2 separate regions of the Homo sapiens genome follow, and region 1 is linked to region 2. A link is a loop called in an ENCODE intact Hi-C map of the cell type or tissue named here. Cell type or tissue: heart right ventricle. All regions are shown on one strand. Links, peaks and the distances in the headings refer to the core of each region. The heading gives the core; the rest is flanking DNA.

Region 1 (5,368 bases), core at 235-5,234, 170 kb after region 2:
CCTTTGCTGTCCCTTAGACCCCAAATATCCATCTTACTCCATCCAATCTTGTTACAGCCACATTTTCAAGGTTCGGCCTAAATGCTGCCTCCTACAGGAAACCTTCCCTGATGCCCAGCTGCGATGATTTCCTCCCCTTCTGAACCCCCAGGCAATTGATCTGGCCTCATCTGAAGGCCCTGACCACTCCGTAGCCTGGACTCACCTCTCTGATGGGATGTAGTCCCCCTGAGGACAGGGCGATGTCCCCAGAGCCCAGCATGGGCTTGGCAACAGTAAAATAACAGAATGAATAATTGAAGGGAGTGATCAACCTAGAAGTTCCCAAGGGCCAGAAGAACCTGGAGTCTAGAGCCCTGCCTCCTTCCAGAGCCCCAGCCTCCCTGCTGGCCCCTGGTGGGGGCTGCACACCCTGGACGATCCCAGGGGCCCTTCCTGAGAGACCAGACTGCATCCTCTGGTCCCTCCTGCCTTTTGGGAACTGCCCTCCTGACCCTCACTTGAGGGGAGGAGCTCGTATCACAGTCAGCAAAGGCTGGACAGAAATAGCCCACAGCCTCATCACCAGAGGAGACTCATGCCCCAGCCCACCACCCCGTTTCTCCAGGAACCAGAGCCACGATGAACCACTGCTCAGCAGGAACGACAATGACAACAGGGAGCTACACTGAATACCCACTGTGATCATTTATGTGTATTCTCTTAATCTTCCAGTGACCCAGGGCAGGGGACATTATTTTCCCCTTTTGCAGATGAGTAAACTGAGAAGTGAAGTGATTTTATCAGCAATGGCAGAGAAAGATGTTAGCACAGTTTGGCTCCAGAGCCTCCACCTAGGGACACCCCCCACCCCCTACCCACAGGTGCTGTACCCTACAACCGCTCTCTGGCTGCAGCCTGGGCCCTTGACCTCTGACCCCCGGTTGCCCTTGCAGCAGGTGGGACCCGGGGACCAGGCAGCGCACTGCCCACTATTGCCCGGCATTCTGGGGGCGGCATGAATGAACCGACTCATGAATATGCAGGCAGGCCGGGCTGCGGAGCGCTCTCAGCTAAATCTGATCACAATGCGGGATAAATTAAGCGGCAGGATAAATGCATTAAAAATAACGGTCGGAGGAACAGGCTGTTCAAGGAGGGGTCTGGGGAGGAGGGGAGAGGCACAGTGGGGGAAGTTCCACCAGGCACTGCCAGCCGCTCCCAAACAGCCCCAAATGAAGTTCCCTTCCGTGGGGGAGGACCCTCTCCCCATCTCCACCCTCCCCTGGTTCCTATGGAAACGCAGAGCAAGTTTAGGAGGGAAAATGCCTAGAGATGAGGGAAATGGGGAGGGACTAAGAATAGCAGCTGGGCTGGGGCTGGGGCTGGGGACAGGTGCAGACAGGGTCTCTTTCCTGACACGGGTGAGGAGAGGACCTGGGCCAGGCCAGGCTCCCCACACCCCCGCAGGCTTCCAGTAGCATCAGGAGAGGGGCAGTGGGGGAGAGAACCACGTTCTGCCAGCCCCAGGGTCGAATACAGATGGTGTCCCTGGGTAATGGCAGCAATAATAACAGCAGCTACGTCTCCATGGAGCGTTTGTTCAGGGCCCCACAAAGGGAGGCAGGCACTGGGGAATCTCTCTTTCTACAGGCAGAGAAGTGCAGCCCAGAGGTATGCGGCGACTCGCCCAGCAACACACAGCTGGGACCGGACAGGGCAGCCTGGCTCCAGACCTCTCTCTTGACTGCTGCAGGCCCGCTGTGAGTCCCAGCACCAGCTACACAGGGCAGAGCTTGTTCAGCAAACTTTTTTATTTTTGAGATGGGGTCTCAATGTGTGGTCTCAAACTTCTGGGCTCAAGTGATCCTCCTGCCTCAGCCTCCTGTGTAGCTGGGATTACAGGCATATGCCACCAAGCCTGGCCCTTGTTCAGCAAATCTTTATTGAGCAGCTACTATATTGCAGGCACTTGTGTAGGCACTGGGGCCACAGTGGGCAGGAGCGTGTTCTTACTGGATGGAGACTGGGTGGCTTCCAGACTTCCTCTCTCCAGTCCAGACAGGGGGTGGGTCGGGAGCTCAGACCAAGGAAAGAAAGGTTCTGGGAAGCCGAGGATGGCTTCTCAGAGCTTGGAGGACAGAAAGCCTGATTAGACTTTAGCTGGGTGGGACAATCACAGGCTCCAAATCCAGCTCTGCCACCTGCTGGTTGTGAGATCTTGGGCCAGTTACTCAACCTCTGCACCTTGTTTCCTCCATCTATAAAATGGGGATGATGACGGCACCCACCTCCTATGACCATAAGTAAGGTACCAGCTCGACAGTTCCAGGCGCATACTGATCGCACTTAAATGTCAACTCATCACAGTATTTTGTGTTTTTTGTTTTTTTTGTTTGCTTGTTTGTTTGAGATGGAATCTCGTTCTGTCTCCCAGGCTGGAGGGCAGTGGCACGATCTCGGCTCACTGCAACCTCTGCCTCCCGGGTTCAAGTGATTCTCCTACCTCAGTCTCCTGTGGAGCTGGGATTACAGGAGTGCGCCACCATGCCTGGCTAATTTTCGTATTTTTTATAGAGACGGAGTTTTGCCATGTTGGCCAAGCTGGTCTCGAACTCCTGACCTCAGTGATCCGCCCATCTCAGCCTCCCACAGTGCTGGGATTACAGGTGTGAGCCACCATGCCCGGCCAGCTCTTCACAGTTTTATGATATTACTGTTCAGGCAAGAGCCCTGCTCTCCACTCCACCCAACCCCCACCTGAAGGAGCCAAGGGTGTGCTTCTATTCTTTCTCCAAGACCCCCGACCTCAGGCTCCCAGAAGCTGTCCCCTGGGTGAAAGGGGGTGGCCTACAGGCTCACAGGTCATTGCCCACCCAGCCTCCCCCAGTCACATCTGGGTGCTGGGTGGGTGTTTGTGAACGAAGCACACCATGGCCCACCCATCTCTCCTCCGTTCCCAGCAGGCCCAGAGTGCAGAGGTGGGGAAGGAAAGAGAGGAGAGGCCACGGAGAGGTGAATCCCACCTGAATCAAGTGACAAAAAGGGAACTGGGGAGGGGGAGGGTGATGAACAGAGAGACTTTGCTCAAAGAGATGTCTCCTCGGCAGCTGCCCATAGTGTCGAAGCACATGGCCTGGGCACTGTGCTGCACTGGGTTTGCACAGGACAGCCCTGATGCTTTCCCTCATCTCACAAGGATGGGCTCACTTGTGCTCTAGAGGGGATTAATAAATACGGGAATTCAATGCCAGGCAAGAGTGGAAAGAAGCTGAAATGGCTGAACCTAATGTGGGACCCTCCTCTCTTAGCTGGCGCCCAGACCTGCATGGCTGTCTTGTTGTCAGACGTGCCTGCACGCACTTTTTAGAACCGGGATTGTGGTCCTGAGCTGCCTGAAAACCTGCTCTCCCAGCTTGAAGGTCTGTTGCAGCCTCTTACTATTATTGTTATTTTAATTTTTGAGACTTGGTCTCTGTCACCCAGGCTGGAGTGCAGTGGCGCGATCACGGCTCATTGCAACCTTTAACTCCAGGCTCAAGCGATCCTCCCACTTCAGTCTCCCGAGTAGCTGGAACTACAGGCACGCACCACCACACCCAGCTAATTTTTTAAAATTTTTTTGTAGAGACAGGGTCTCACTGTGTTGCCTAAGCTGGTCTCAAACTCCTGGCCTCAGGCAATCCGCCTGCCTTGGCCTCCCAAAGTGCTGGGATTACAGACCTGAGCCACCTAGCCTGGCTTGCAGCCACTGCTGAGCTGACCACAGGGAAGGTCTTCACTTAAACCTGTGCTGGTCAATCAGGAGACCTGGATGGCATGGCTTCCTCTTTTGGGTGGTGGCCTCTCCTCCCTTCTCTGTTTCTTCCTTTCTCTCTCCCTCCCTCGCCCGTTCCCTCCCTCTCTTTCTGGTTAGTTCTCAGCTCACCTTTTCCTCAGATGGATCTTTCCTTTCCCAACTCTGAATGGAGTGAGATCGCAGAGAGCAGAGCAGCGCAGTGAAGGATGGAGAGAGACAAGACGGTGTCCAGGCCGGCCTGGCCGTCAGCACCCTCGGAAGCTCTGGGCAGGCCCTCCCTGTCCTTCTGCGGGCTTGTTCTCCTTGTTGCCTTCTGCAGGCTCCAGGCCCTTCCTGCTCTGGGCCTTGTCCTGTGGGTTGGCCCCGCATTCTGTCCTCTCCAGGCTGACCCTCCATGCACCTCTGAGACCCACCGCCCGGGCTCACACCTGCCCAGTCTCGAGGCTGCCTGCCCTGGCTGCATCTCTCCCCTCCTCAGAACAATGAGGACTTTGTAACACGTCACATTCATTCTCCCTCTGTGCATGGTCTCAGGTGAGTGGGATCTGGAGACAGGAAGAGGGCACGTGAGGTATCGGGTATGCAGGAAGTAGGCTGGAGAGAGCCAGCAGGAACCAGCTTGTGTGCTCCTGGCTTCCGGGGGGGCTAATTTTGATCCCGGCTTCCTGGGCACAGAGGAGGCTTCCTGGGCAAAGGCCCCATTCAAGGCCAAGGCCTTTCTCTAAGCAATCAGCCTGGAAAGCAGGAAATGCAGCACAAGCTCCTGCCTGGTTCTACAGATTCTGGGCCCTTCCCGTAGACGTCTGTGGAACTCGGTGGAGCCTGCGTGCTGGTTTGCTGTTTAGACTTCCAGTCAGAAACGATGTGATATCAACAGCAAAAACAAACAAAAAACAAAAACCAACCAACAAACAACAACAAAAACCCTTGACCCAGCAATTCTACTACCACAGAGCCTACGAACGCATATGGACAAGAAGCAAAGCTGCTTTTCCAAGCATGTTCATTACAGAGCTATTTATACTGGAGCAAAACCAGAAACCTAGTTCCCCAAAACAGGAGAGTGGTTATACCAAGGTATAAACACAGAATGAAATATGCTGTGGCAGATAAAAGTGATGCCGTGGGCCGGGTGTGGCGACTCACGCCTGTAATCCCAACATTTTGAGAGGCCAAAGTGGGAGGATTGCTTGAGGCTAGGAGTTCAAGACCAGCCTGGGCAACATAGAAAGACTTTATCCCTACAATTTTTTTTGTTGTTGTTAATTAGCCGGGTGTGATGATATCTTCCTGTAGTCCCAGCTACTCTGGAGGCTGAGGTGGGTGGATCGTATGAGCCCAGGAGTTCAAGGCTGCAGCGAGCTATGATTAAGTCACTGCACTTCAGTCTGGGTGACACAGCGAGACTCTGTCTCTAAAAAAAAAAAAAAAAAAGAAAGAAAGTGACACTGTGAATGTAAATTTATGTATTGACATGAACAAATGATCAGTTTTGGCCAGGTGCGGTGACTCACGCCTGTAATCCCAGCACTTTGGGAGGCCGAAGTGGGTGGAAAACAAGATCAGGAGATCGAGACCATCCTGGCTAGC
Region 2 (5,368 bases), core at 68-5,067:
AACTGGGACTGGGCAGCGGGTGGTGGGTGAGACCTGCTGCGGCCCCCAGCCTGGCCGATTAATAAGCCTTTTTGTGTAGTTAAAGGACAAAGGTGTCCTGGGTGCCAGGCCCAGGCGGGGGTGGAGATGGGATGTGTAGAGAGACAGACAGACACAGAGAGAGACATGGAGATGGAGACACGCTGGAGAGAATCAGAGAAAAATGTGAATGAGGGGAGAGAGAACAGAGAGAGAGAAACAGACGGAGACAGACACAGACAGGAAGACTGAGACGAGAAAACGTGGTGGGATGGGAGAGACAGGGAGGGATGCCGTCCATTCAGCAAACACCTACTAAGCATCTGCCCTGTGCCAGGCACTGTGCCAGGTACTGGGGACACTGCAGGGAACAAGACAGCAAGGCCTCCGCTCCCAGGAGATCCTAGTTTTAAGAGGGAGACAGCATTAAGTAAATAAGCAAATGATTCTAGTTCCAGGCAGTGATAAGGTAAGGGAACAGCAGGGTAAGGGAACAGCGCCTGGGAAGGCTACTTTAGACAAGTGATCACAGGCAGCCTCTCTGAGGAAGTGACATTCGAGCAGAGACCTGAAACGCCAGGAGGAGCCAGCTGTGCAAAGATTTGAGAAGAGAGCCCCTGGAAGAGGAAACAGCAAATGCAGAGGGCCTGGAGCAGAATGACATGGCACACTCGTATATAAGGAGCAGAAAGGAGGCCGGCATGGCTGGAGCAGGGCAAGGGACAGGATCCAACAGGGAGGCAGGGCCTAGGTCTTACAGGGCTTCACAGGTCCAGGTAAGGACTCTGGCTTTCCCTCAGGGGGAGGTGGGAGCCAAGGGAGGGTCTGGAGCAGGGGTGTGGCTCTGACAGCTCCCTCTGGCCACTGAGTATGGATTGGAGGACGGCTGTTCAGGTGTGACTTGGTGGAGTCTGGATGAGGGGGGCAGGGGCAGGGGGCTCCCTGGGCTGCGGCACTCTACCCCTCCCCATGTCTGAGGGGCTGGGGAAGGAGCTTGGCTAGGCCAGGAATAATGGAGTTGTGAGGAGTCGGGGTCCCAAAGCCTTCTAAGCAGTCCTCTAGCCGTGGTCCTGGGCCTGCACACAGTGGCCTGTTCCTGCTGAGAGGAGGCTGGACCCGCACCTGGCCGCCCCACTGCCTAACTGCTACTACCAGTAGGTGTCTGCCTTCTCGGGGGGCTCATCTCCCCATCCACACGATGGGGGGTGCCTTTTAGTCCTGCCTGGTTCTCCCTTTGCAAACCCTAAAGTGCCGAGTACACGGCAGGAGCTGAGGTCCAGGTCTGGGCTGGACAGCCCCAGATCCCTGCCCAACTTTGTCTTCTCCTAGCTGCATGATGACTTCACCTCTCTGAGCCTCAGTTGCCTCACCTATGAAATGGGGATATGGATAACAAGGCCACCTCTGGGGGTGGTTAAGGGCTCAAGGAGCTGATGGTTGAGAGGGTGGCATGCAAATTCAACGTTCAGCCCAGTATGCTCCTCACTGACACAGGCAGGGCTGGCTGCGCCTGGGAGCACAACTGCCCACTGAGTAGGTGGCACAGAGGTTCAAAGTGAGCAGTCACTTGCTGGAGGTCACAAAAGATGCTAATAATAACCAGGAAGGCAGCTACCCTCTGCTGAGCACACCGCCTTCACGATCCCACTTATTCCTCTCAACAGCCCCCAGATAGAAATGCTCACCCTCCTCTGGTAAATCAGGAAACCGAGGTTCAGGGAGGGGAGGTGACTATCCTGGGTTCATACTGTCAAGTGACAAAACTGGGACTCGAACCTAGGTCTCCAGTTCCTTATCCTCATGGTTCTGAACCCAATGAGAAGTGACAGGCGCCCCGCTGGCAGCCTGTGTTTACAGTGGTGGTGTGGGGTCCTGGGTCAGGCCCCGTAACTGTGCTCTCCAGCCACAGGACAGTTGGTGGGGCAGAGACACACACAGGAGGCTTCAGGAACAAGGACCAAACAGAAGCACAGTGCAGACATCTGGGGGCCACTCAGCATGGGCTGGGCCTGGGCGTGTGTCCTCCTCCCAGATGGGAATCAGTACCCAAGCCCCCTGACTCTCCAGCCTCCCTGCCACCCTCACCTGGCTGATGCAGCTGGAGTCGTTGAGGCTGTCGCTGACGGGGGTGTAGTCCTCTTCCCAGCTCGGACACTTGGAGGGCAGCAGCATGTCCACTGAATCCAGGCGGTCCAGACTCCTGGTGGGGAGTGGGGAGCAGACAGGGCTCAGCCCACCCATTGTTCACCCAGCTTTTGGAGGCCTTGACCATCTGTGATGCACAGGTGGTCCACACCTGTGATGCCCGCTGCAGCCGCAGGGTGGCAGCACCAGCTTGTATTTGACTGTTTAAAACCCGAGGCTGGCCCTGCCCAATTCTACAGCCCCTTTCCTTCCTCCTTGAAAGTCTGGGACATTTCCAGAGGCCCGACAGAGGTGGGTCAAGTTCCACAGCCTAGGGCTCCCAAAGGGCATCAGCTCTGCTGCGATGTTCGAGTGGCTTCTATCAGGCCCCTAGACTCACCCCTTATCTCCACGGCCCCAGCCCTTCAATCTTTCTTACATCTACCTGATCCTGGGCATCCCCCAGTCCTCATTCTGGGGATAAAATCCAAGCATCCAATAGCTTAGGCCCCTGATACAGAAGGGTTTGGATTGGAATCCAGCTTTCTCAGCTGGGTGACCCTGGGCAAGTCATTACCCCTTACTTAAGTCTCAGTTTCCTCATCTCTAAAATGGGGATGATGCTACCTGCCTGCTGGGGCTGCAGTGAGGATTCAGTGGTGCAGATTAAAGGATATCAGGTCAGGCACAGTGGCCAGCGGACAAGTGCTAACAGACGGCAGCTGTTACTATTATTGCTACTACTACTACTGTTATTATTATTGCTTCCCTTGAATTCTAGGCTTAAGCCCCAGGCTTCCTGCCTCTCCCACCTTAATGCCTACTGGTCACTCGGATTGTAGGATCTCCGTACTAGAAGGGGTCTTAGAGATCCTCCAGCTCAGCCCCTTCACTTAAAGATGGGGAAACTAGGCCAGGTGCGGTGGCTCACGCCTGTAATCCCAGCAATTTGGGAGGCTGAGGCGGGCAGCTCACCTGAGGTCAGCTCAGCTACTCGGGAGGCTGAGGCAGGAGAATTGCTTGAACCCGGGAGGTGGAGGTTACAGTGAACCAAGTTTGTGCCACTGCACTCCAGCCTGGGCGACAGAGCAAGACTCTGTCTCAAAAAAAAAAAAAAAAAAAAAAAGATGGGGAAACTGACCAGGCGTGGTGGCTCACACCTATAATCCCAGCACTTTGGGAGGCCAAAGCAGAAGGGTCACTTGAGCGGAGGAGTTCACCACCACTCTGGGCAACATAGTGAGGCCCCATCTTTACAATATATACATATATATGTATATATTATTCAGATTGGGAAACTGAGGCCCAGAGGGAAAAAGACTGGCGAAGGTCATCCAGTGGCAGAGGGAAAAATGGAAGTCACTGCCAGCCTGGACAGTGTGAGGGCTGATGAGCAAGGGGAGAGCAATATATACATATACATACATATATATTATATATATATATATATTTTTTTTTGAGACAGTCTCACTCTGTCACCCAGGCTGGAGTGCAGTGGCACGATCTCAGCTCCCTGCAACCTCTGCCTCCTGGGTTCAAGTGATTTTCATGCCTCAGCCTCCCTAGTAGCTGGGATTATAGGCATGCACCGCCACAATCTGCTAATTTATATACTTTTAGTAGAGATGCGGTTTCGCCATGTTGACCAGGCTGGTGTCAAACTCCTGACCTCAAATGATCTGCCTGCCTTGGCCTCCCAAAGTGCAGGGATTACAAGCGTGAGCCACTGCACCTGGTCACAAAAAATTATTTAAAAAAATTAGCTGGGCATGGTGGCCCATGCTGGTAGTCCCAGCTACTCGGGATGCTGAGGTGGGAGGACTGCTTGAGCACAGGAGGTCGACAAGTGAACCATGATTGCACTATTGCACTCCAACCTGGGCGACATAGCGAGACCCTGTTCCCCACATCCCCACAAAAAAGATGGAGAAACTAAGGTTCAGAAAAGGGCAGACCTGGGATTGTCTGGTGGTGTCCTTAATTCCAACCTGGAGGCCATTCTCTATCTTCTGCCCAGTCAACTAGACTCCTGGCTGCTCTGAGAACACTGCCCTCTTCCTGCCTAGGTACCAGTGTCACCTGACCTGTTCTCTTCCCTCTGTCTCAGTCTTCCCAGGCCACCTCCTCCATGAAGCCTTGGCTCCTGTCCCCCCTAGTTGAAGATCTAGGGAGAAGCTTGTTCCCTCTAACTCCTCCAAGCCTTACAGCAACACGATGGGGCTTGGCTGGTGAATTCCAGGCAGGCACTGGGACAGGAAAAGTCTGTCTATCACTCTTTGGCTTCTGGATTCACCTCCCTCCCCCATCTCGGAACTCCCCACAGGGATCAGTTACAGGAGCAAGGGTAGAGCGGGCTTTGGCCTTCCCTAGGCAGTGCTGTTACAGGTGATGCACTCACTCAGGGCAGGTTCTCCTAACCTGAAGACCAAGATCCCGTGGGACAGTTCCCCTCTGGGAGTGGAACTTACCTGGGGATGTGGCTCCTGTGGGAGGGGTTTACCTGGACCTATCACCCGAGTGTGGCTTTCATGATCGGGGTTTACCAAAGGATGCAGCTCACCTGTGGTCAGGGCTGAACTGTGGGTGGGGCTCAAGGGGTAGTTCTCCAATTGGCCGGGCTCTTCGAGGTCAATTCATCAGAGTGCAGGGCCAACCTGAGGATCTCATGGAGGGAGCTAACCTGATGGCGGGTTCACTTAGGGGGCCTGGATCATTATAGTAGTGAGTTCACCTGGATCTGAAGCTGAGGGACAGGATTCATCTGTGGGCTGGGATCTCCGGGGGAACAGCCGAATGGGAGGAAGGCGGGACTCCTGGGGTAGGGGCAGAACTAAGAGGGGTTCACCTAGGGGACGAGGCTTGCGGGTGAGCGGGACTTGTACTTACTGAAAGAGGTTTTCCCCTGGAGGGCTCACAAGTGGGCGGGACTCACCCGAAGTGGGGAGAAAAGCCTCTGGGAGGGGCTTCCACGCGGGCGGGGCTTTTCTTTTTCTTTCTTTCTTTTTTTTTTTTTTGAGACGGAGTCTCGCTCAGTCGCCCAGGCTGGAGTGCAGTGGCGCGATCTCGGCTCACTGCAATCTCCGCCTCCCGGGTTCAAGCGATTCTCCTGTCTCAGCCTCCCGAGTAGCTGGGATTACAGGCGCCTGCCGCCAACCCAGCTAATTTTTGTATTTTTAATAGAGACGGGGTTTCCCCATGTTGGCTATTCTGGTCTTGAAATCCTGAC

Evidence for each region. A loop is a pair of places that touch in the nucleus more often than their neighbours do. Peaks named below come from ENCODE experiments on the same cell type or tissue, not always from the same donor. Only the 100,000 strongest peaks of a DNase experiment are listed, where the experiment ranks them.
Region 1: it touches region 2 in a loop (11-fold over the local background); 25 of 110 quality-filtered maps call a loop at or near these places.

What each region holds. Positions count from the first base shown.
Region 1 is chr20:36,270,357-36,275,724 of GRCh38, reverse strand. No RefSeq gene overlaps it. Among named protein-coding and RNA genes, the nearest start is that of DLGAP4, 33 kb to the left of the region's middle. RefSeq lists an enhancer at 3,608-4,807. In heart right ventricle, for the core only: a CTCF peak has its summit at 2,201 (motif pointing left); no DNase peak of the experiment used is centred there; H3K27me3 peaks cover 2,561 bases.
Region 2 is chr20:36,436,604-36,441,971 of GRCh38, reverse strand. DLGAP4 (DLG associated protein 4) reads right to left here. Exons shown (of 13, transcript NM_001365621.2): 5 at 2,104-2,218. Among named protein-coding and RNA genes, the nearest start is that of MYL9, 100 kb to the left of the region's middle. RefSeq lists a silencer at 300-497. In heart right ventricle, for the core only: CTCF peaks have their summits at 2,133 and 2,334 (motif pointing right); a DNase peak (open chromatin) is centred at 2,331; H3K27me3 peaks cover 1,152 bases.